Regions from separate parts of the Homo sapiens genome. Here region 1 is linked to region 2. Evidence: chromatin contacts called from ENCODE Hi-C data. All regions are on one chromosome and are shown on one strand. Each heading gives the region's core, a stretch centred on a gene start or an enhancer-like site at or near the end of the contact. The rest is flanking DNA. Distances are from core to core; before and after follow the strand shown.

Evidence for each region. Hi-C counts contacts between places; a loop is a spot of excess contacts on that map. Pooled maps may share reads with other maps.
Region 1: a loop to region 2 is called in a pooled map, with 7 times the contacts of the local background. The contact joins the promoter of WSB1 here to the promoter of TMEM11-DT in region 2. A Hi-C loop is called at or near these places in 7 of 50 pooled maps.

Annotation. Positions count from the first base shown.
Region 1 is chr17:27,291,582-27,295,559 of GRCh38, reverse strand. WSB1 (WD repeat and SOCS box containing 1) reads right to left here and starts at 1,446. Exons shown (of 9, transcript NM_015626.10): 1 at 1,125-1,446. The coding sequence starts at 1,164. MIR4522 (microRNA 4522) reads left to right here and starts at 1,564; the gene lies at 1,564-1,650. RefSeq lists enhancers at 1,168-1,227, 1,238-1,297, 1,668-1,717 and a silencer at 1,418-1,627.
Region 2 is chr17:21,212,642-21,216,395 of GRCh38, reverse strand. TMEM11-DT (TMEM11 divergent transcript) reads right to left here and starts at 2,071. Exons shown (of 2, transcript NR_184102.1): 1 at 1,946-2,071. TMEM11 (transmembrane protein 11) reads left to right here and starts at 2,235. Exons shown (of 2, transcript NM_003876.3): 1 at 2,235-2,305. The coding sequence starts at 2,244. RefSeq lists enhancers at 1,254-1,463, 2,234-2,333 and silencers at 1,624-1,893, 2,014-2,153.

The DNA of each region.
Region 1 (3,978 bases), core at 197-2,696, 6.1 Mb before region 2:
TTTTTTTTCTGTGTTTGTATCTTTAAAAATGGTTATTAAAACCAGGGTTAAAGTCCCTTCCTAATCAATCATCCCTAAGACAACAAAAGTCCAGAATTCTAAAACAGCTGTTTCTAGATATAAAAATTCACCCACATACAAAATAGTGCGCGTTTTGGCTACTTCAGCCTCTTCCCTTCTCTAGAAATAACTCCTCCTTGTACTTAGTAAAGGCACACATTCACTTCAAGAGTAGGAAAATGTAAATGCTCTCTGCTCAGCGGCCGCAGCTAATTATTACTTCACACAGTAAGATCAGTGTTTGCTAAGTGTTATCAGCCAATGTACAGCACCCCCCAACACCGTCAAACGTTGTTCCAGTTATTTTACTTTAAAAGAGGATTTAAATAATGCGACGTGCTTTCCACTGAGCCACTAAGTAGGTGTGGACGCACAACCTTCAACACTAATTGCCCTTTACTAAGCCGACCAGGGCTAGACACTAAGCCAGAAAAGCCTTTTCCAGAGTTTCCTCTTCCGCACAAAAGCTTTCCTTCTGTCACTCCACCCAACCACCCAGCTCCTCCCTTAAGTGTTTGAAAGATAATTCTAAAAGTCTCCTCCCCCGAACCGCTGCGTTTCTTAAGGCCACACCATTTTAAAAATACTGTATTGCTTTTGCCAGGCTGTTGGGACCTCTTCCATCTCATTTCTATCTAAGAGTGGTTGGTACACACGAGGACCCCCTCCTTTCATTACCGCTTACAACCCACAAGTTTACTTTTCCCCATTGTAAACCTAAAGTCCCTGAGTGGCCCTTCCCTGTCCACTCGACAGTCATGCCCTGAGCCAAGAACTCCCAGGACAAGAGCCCTGCGCGGACCTCCGACGAAGAAACCGGGGTCCTTGCCCGCCCCAGCCACACAGCAACCGCGAGGGAGCACAGTAGGTGCTGCATCCACGTCGGTGCCGTTTACCCCTCAGCCAACTCCCACCGAGGCGGCTTCCTCCTCCTCGCTAGTGGGCTGGCCCTGGCGCACTGGAGCTCTTCCCTCAGACTTGGAGTCGCTTCCTCCCAAACCTCCTCCGGGGAGTCCCTGCCTCTCCTCGGCCCTCATGCGCCCACCCACGGTCCCAATCCTCACCGATCTCTTTCTCGTTGACCCTCGGGGGAAAGCTGGCCATCTATGGGGCACCGTCTGATTCCGGGAATACGATGCGGACCCAACAACAGAGAAGAGAGTGGCGACCGCTGAGGGGCGTGACGCCAAGTTGGTCCCTCCCGGGCCCAGGGACAGAGGAGACGGGCGGGGGCGGCCGCTGCGGCTTCTGCTAACTGCCTCGGGAAAGCTCCCGAAGGCCTCAGACCAAAGTACGGAGTCAACCACAGACAATAGACCCTGTACCCAGCCTCGCGCCTGCGGAGGAAGACAGTTCCCCTAAAGCGCCGACTGCAAACGAGACACTGGAGTCAAAATGGCGGGCGGCGCCGGAGATATCTGGGCGGCAGGGGCGCGGCCACGTGACGTCACAGCCCGAGGCCCCCGCCTCCCGACGCACGGGACGTGATCTCCCCGGCCCGGCGCGGGCGTTGCCTGGGGGCCTCGCAGGGGGAGATCCAGCCCAGGCTGGTTCCGCTGACTCTGCCTGTAGGCCGGTGGCGTCTTCTGGGCCTGGATGGTCTAATATGGAGTTTATAAGCTGAAGTGGCTTTGAAAAGGGCAAGCAGAGAATTGTATTATTATTAGCCTCCTAGCTTAAAGATTGCATGGAACTTAAACTGGCTGAACCAAAAGAACAAAAAGACATTTCAGGTTTTCACTCAATTTGGCCAACTCCCCAGCCCACAAGTAATAGGGAACTGAAGGATGCACTGATGAAAAAGACAGGATGAAAATTAACATCGTTGTGCACCACCTGTCCAGCTGCGATTGTTCAGACCTGAGCCAGCAGGTTTTAGGAAGGGCCGAGGGGAACGAGAAGGAGACTCGGGCGTGATCGCGCCGCACCGCGCCGCGGGGCCTCTCTGGACTGCCTTTGTCCTGGCCAAGATGGATCCCACTGTCCTGGCCAAGATGGATCCCACTGTGTCAGCTCAGAATTGGCCCTTCCTCCACCTTACCTGAAGGCCTCTGGGAGGCACCTAGTTGTCCACACATCAGACTGATAAATGTGTCAGTATCTGCTAGATGCCAGCTTGGTTCCCGGTCACAGATGACGTATTTGCATTTTAATGGCTTCTCGTGTGGACCCTAAACATTGCAAAGGCCTGGGGCGTATAAGACTGGGAATTCAAATATGTGGCAGATATTCATGGGACAGAGTAGAGTGTTGCATAGCCGCTTTTTTTTTTTTTTTTTTTTTTTTTTTTGAGACGGAGTCTCGCTTCTCCCAGGCTGGGGTGCAATGGCGTGATCTTGGCTCACTGCAACCTCCGTTTCCCGGGTTCAGGCAATTCTCCTGCCTCAGCCTCCCCAGTAGCTGGGATTTGTACAGGCATGTGACACCAAGCCCGGGTAATTTTTGTATTTTTAGTACAGAGGGCGTTTCACCCTGTTGGCCAGGCTAGTCTCGAACTCCTGGCCTCGAGTGATCCGCCCGCCTCAGCCTCCCAAAGTGCTGGGATTACAACGTGAGCCACCACGCCCGGCTGCATAGCCGCTTTTAAGAGATCTCAAATGATAACACTGTAGGGCATGTTTACTTCATCTTTTCTTTGCATGAGTGTATTAATTCTTCAAATAGCGAAATGTTTAATAAAACATCGCCCCTCCTTTTTTTTTTTTTTGGTTATTTATTTATTTTTTTTTTTGAGACGGAGTCTTGCTCTGTCTCCCAGAGCAGAGTGCAGTGGCGCCAACTCGGCTCACTGCAACCTCTGCCTCCCGGGTTCAGGCGATTCTCCTGCCTCAGCCTCCCGAGTAGCTGGGACTACAGGTGGCTGCCACCACGCCCAGCTAATTTTTTTCATCCTTTTAGTAGGGAGGGGGTTTCACGATATTGGCCAGGCTGGTCTTGAACTCCTGACCTTGTGATCTGCCCACCTCGGCCTCTCAAAGTGCTAGGATTAGAGGCGTTAAGCTACTGCGCCCTGCCTGCCCCTCGTCTTTAAAAAAAAATCACTTTGTTAGGCTGGGGGCGGTGGCTCACGCCTGTAATCTCAGCGCTTTGGGAGGCTGAGGCGGGTGTCAGGAGTTCGAGACCAGCCTGGCCAACATGGTGAAACCCCCATCTCTACTAAAAATACAAAAAATTAGCCAGGCGTAGTGGCGAAGTCCCAGCTACTCTGGAGGCTAAGGCAGGAGAATTGCTTGAAACCGGGAGGCAGAGGTTGCAGTGAGCTGAGGTTGCACCACTGCACTCTAGCCTGGGTGACAAGAGTGAAACTCTGTCTCAATAAATAAATAAATCAATAAATCACTTTGTTAGCTTCAGTCAACGATATCTTGAGGACTCACTCTGTATCAGGCACTGGGCCTAGTTGCTGAATTTTTAGAGTAGAACAAAAGAAAAACTTTAATGCAGTCTTGTAGCTCATGTACCAACATTCATATCAGTCTGAGTTAATTCTTTTAACCAACTGCTATTATCCCTGTTACTTGTACTATACCATACAAATTCATGGGAAATACCAGTTTTTGAGTGTCCAACAGTGAATTATTGTGATGACTTTTTCTTTTTTTTTTTCTCCCTGAGATGGAGTCTCACTCTGTCGCCCAGGCTGGAGTGCAGTGGCACGATCTCGGCTCACTGCAACCTTTGCCTCCTGGGTTCAGGTGATTCTCCTACCTCAGCCTTCCGAGTAGCTGGGATTACAGGCACACGCCACCATGGCTGGCTGATTTTTGTATTTTTAGTAGAGACGGGATTTCACCATGTTGGCCAGGCTGGTCTCAAACTCCTGACCTCAAGTGATCTGCCCGCCTTGGCCTCCCAAAGTGCTGGAATTACAGGCGTGAGCCACCCCGGCCAGACTTTTTAATACAATTGTTTAATTTC
Region 2 (3,754 bases), core at 822-3,321:
TGAGCTAACGCACCTGGCCAACAGTATCACTTTTATACAGTTGTTGTGAAAATCAAGATGTAGATCACTTAAAATATAAAACAGCACTTGGCCTCCATACACGTATCACCTCATGAAATACCGCAATCCTCTGAGGGGAGATACTATCATCCCATGATACAAACCAGGCAGCTGAGAAACAGAAGTTACACAAGCAGCCCCTGAGCCAGAAGTGCGTTCTAGAATCCCTAGTATACCCTCTGAATCACCACACTGATACAAAGAAAAGACAGCCATATCCGCAGTGTCATACCATGGAACTGTTAAGAGGTCTCCAGCATGAACTACGCTGACACTTGGAGGCAGGGCTGTATGACTCAACAGGAAGGCCAGGTACTTTTTAGAGACCAGACAGGTACAAGGTCTTGAAGGACAAAAGTTGGCTGGGAGAGCTGGGCACCGTGGCTCATGCCTGTAAATCCCAGCACTTTGGGAGGCTGAGGGGGATGGATCATGAGGTCAGGAGTTGGACACCAGCCTGACCAACATGGTGAAACCCCGTCTCTACTAAAAATACAAAAATTAGCTGGGTGTGGTGGCACCACCTGTAATCCCAGGTACTCAGGAGGCTGAGGTAGGAGAATTGCTTGAACCTGGGAGGCGGAGGTTGCAGTGAGCCAAGATCGCACCACTGCACTCAAGCCTGGGCGACAGAGCAAGACTCTGTCTCAAAAAAAAAAAAAAAAGTTGGCTGGGAGGTAAAAGCATTTTAGGTAAAGCATAGAACATCTACGTATCTGCAAACCCTCTGAATTTACTAGCCTGGCAAGTTCCAGACGGGAAAGGTAGGCAGTTGAATTTGGAGAGCTAGGCAACTTCCAAACTAAGGAGGGGCTTCTTGATTGTGCTAAGGAATTTGAATCACACACTGTAGGTGATGAGGGACGGTGAGAGGATTGCAAGCAGCTAAAACTGTGGTAGAATGTCAGCTGGAAGGAAATCGAAAGGAATCCTCAACAAGGAGAGGGTCGCCTTTCCGTCTGCTGGCCCTCCTGCTGTGGCCTGCGGCGGGGTGGGAAGGGGGGTTCCACTACACAGAAGTGTGACGCGCAGGGCTGGGCTTCTTCTAGGCTGAATTCGGGACAGATTTTCGCATTTGTTTTGCTCAAGTATTTATGGGACCAATTAATATGTTTAGCAACGTTGTCTGTGGGAGCAGTAGAGGAACTGAGAAGTTCACAAACTGTAAGAGATCCTCCAAAGAGTCCACAGGTCTGAGGCAGCAGCACCTGGGAATCTCTGGGCTCCAGTTAGTCCTTCCTGACTTTGACTCGTTACAGCAGTGTCCAGACAGGGATATGTCGGGTCCTGTGGCAGGGTTCCCGTCAGGTGGGATGGTTTAGCCCCGCATCTGCCTTCAAAGATCCCGAGATTATGCCGTCGCAGCGGCCAGGGCAGGAGTGGGTGCGTGGCAGGGACTGAGTCTAAGAGGCCTGGAGGCCCTGTCTAAAACAGAGCTGTCGCTGGGCCCTCTCGCCTTCAAGCAGTTATCATACAGCTATTCCCCTTTCTTGTTTTCAGACCCTCTCCTCTAACAGCCTGCACCTGCAAGCAGGGACCTCCGTGGCAGCAGGGACAGCGTGTCTGTCTCGGCCTCCAAAGTACCCCGGAGTCTAAGAGAACTGGGGGAGGATGGTGCGGGAGCAGCGCCCGCCTCCAAGGAGGGCCCGGGCGGCGCCTCCCGCCCCTCGGTGACCTTATGGGCCAAGGCTGTGAAGGGCAGGCGTGGCGACGCGGAGGGGCCCGGCGCTAGTAGCCCGCAGACAGCGCGGCGGCCCCCAGCGGGAGAGGCAGCCTGGCGGCCAGGACAGCGCGGCCGGGCGCCTCCGCGCAGTGCTCTGGGAGTTGTAGGCACTTGCCTCTCCTCTCTCCTTCAGCTACTGGCTCTCGAAACTCAAGGACCTACCGGTGGGTGGGCGCCTGTGACTCCCAGGCTGCGAACGCCGGGAACTCAGTTTCTTCAGAAATGCTCGAACCAGGACGGCTCCTGGAGTCCTCGCGCCCTCGCAGAAGGACTACGGGCCCCGGCGACCCCGGGGGCGGGGCTTCCGGCGCGCTGCCTTGTGGGCACGGTAGTTCCGCCGGGTCTGGCTTCCGCCTGCCGAGCGGCCCCGGACCGCAGGCCGGACTACACTTCCCGTCGGCCCGCCTGCTCTCCCGATGCCGCCTTGGCGCGAGACGTTGGCAAGCAGAGTGTCTCCAAGATGGCCGCTTGGGGAAGGAGGCGTCTTGGCCCGGGCAGCAGTGGCGGCAGCGCCCGAGAGAGGTGAGATCCAAGGGCTTGTTGCCCCCAGTGCAGGCGGCTCAGCGGCCGGAGAGCCCAGCGCGGCCTCCGAGGGCTGCAGCAGCCTTCCTTCCCTGGTTTCCCCGCGCTCCCCCTACCCTCGCCGGGCATACTGGGTTCCAGTTCCGGAGGATCCGGGATCCGGGTGGGAGCGAGGTCGAAGGCCTCGGCGGAGAGCTTAGGGGAAGGGGCGTTAGCCGGGCTGAGTAAGGTAGGCAGCGGCCATGCGGGGCGGGGCCCGAGGCCGGGCCGTGCTGAAAGGAACTGGCGCCCAGCGCAGGCCTCAGGGACCCGCCTAGCTGCCCGCGGGCCGATCGGCTGCTGAAGCACCCTTCCCGCCTGGGCACGCGCGTGGCCATCTCGGCCGCGGCCCCAGACGTGTAGAGGAAGGCAGGGCCCCCGGAGAGAGAAAGAAGGGGAAGCCTTCACAGAGCAGGCCGGCCGCGGCAGGGGTAGTTTGATCTGCACGTTTACTAGGGAGCTTTAGCTCCCGCCAGATGTGTCTCTTCCGAGCCCAGAGCCGGCCACTTCCTCGAGGGAAGATTCTGAAGACTTTTGGATGGTTCTGTGCAAGCGCTCCTGCCGTAGAAGTCCTTTAAAGTGACCTTTCCTAATGAATGGTGTGTGGGCAGGGAGCTAGGAGCGTGTTTCTTCCAACAGGGACCTCCATTTGAATAACTGATTTCTAGAAGATGAGATTGGAGTAGTTTCCGTGTTTCATGTTCAAGTTGCAGTTTTTGCATCTGGGAAGCAGTTTCAGCTAGTGGAAACCACTAGAAGCTGTTCAGCCACTAGAAATTTGGGAGAAGATGTATTGGTGGAGCCACCTGGATTAACTGTCCGCTAAAGCTTGATTGTTATAGCAGCGGTCAGCAAAAAAGGAAAAGTTTTTGTTTTGCTGGTTCTCCCCCTCCCCGTCTTTTTGGTGAGGATTGTCTAACAGAAAAGTTATCTTCCTCTCAACTACTCTGCATTATTCCTTTTCTGTGACTGATTCCATCCCGTGTTCATTGCTATTGCTTGCAGATGGCTTTCCCAGCTGGGAAGATTCTTCCTGTTTGGCAGTTGTGATAGAATCCTTTAGCTTGCTTGCACTTTATTCTTTAGCCCAGTTATCCAGCGTTGCCCATTCTGCATTTCCTCTTCCTTGGAAAAGCAGTGGTAAACACACTTTTGTTTTTCTAACTCCCGCCTGGTATTAGATTGGACCATTTAAATAAGTTACCTCAATGGTTTTCAGATGCTCTTAAAAACTAGCAAACATTTTCAAGATATTCAATGCAAACAGTAATACGAAATAACCTGTTTAGAAAACAAAGTATTAGAAACATACGCCCTCTTGTTGGACTAAAAGCATCTGAAAAGAGCCGAATAGGGATGCCTCAGGCAGGGAACAGGAGCCTTGCCAGCACAGGTTAAGCTTTTATTGAT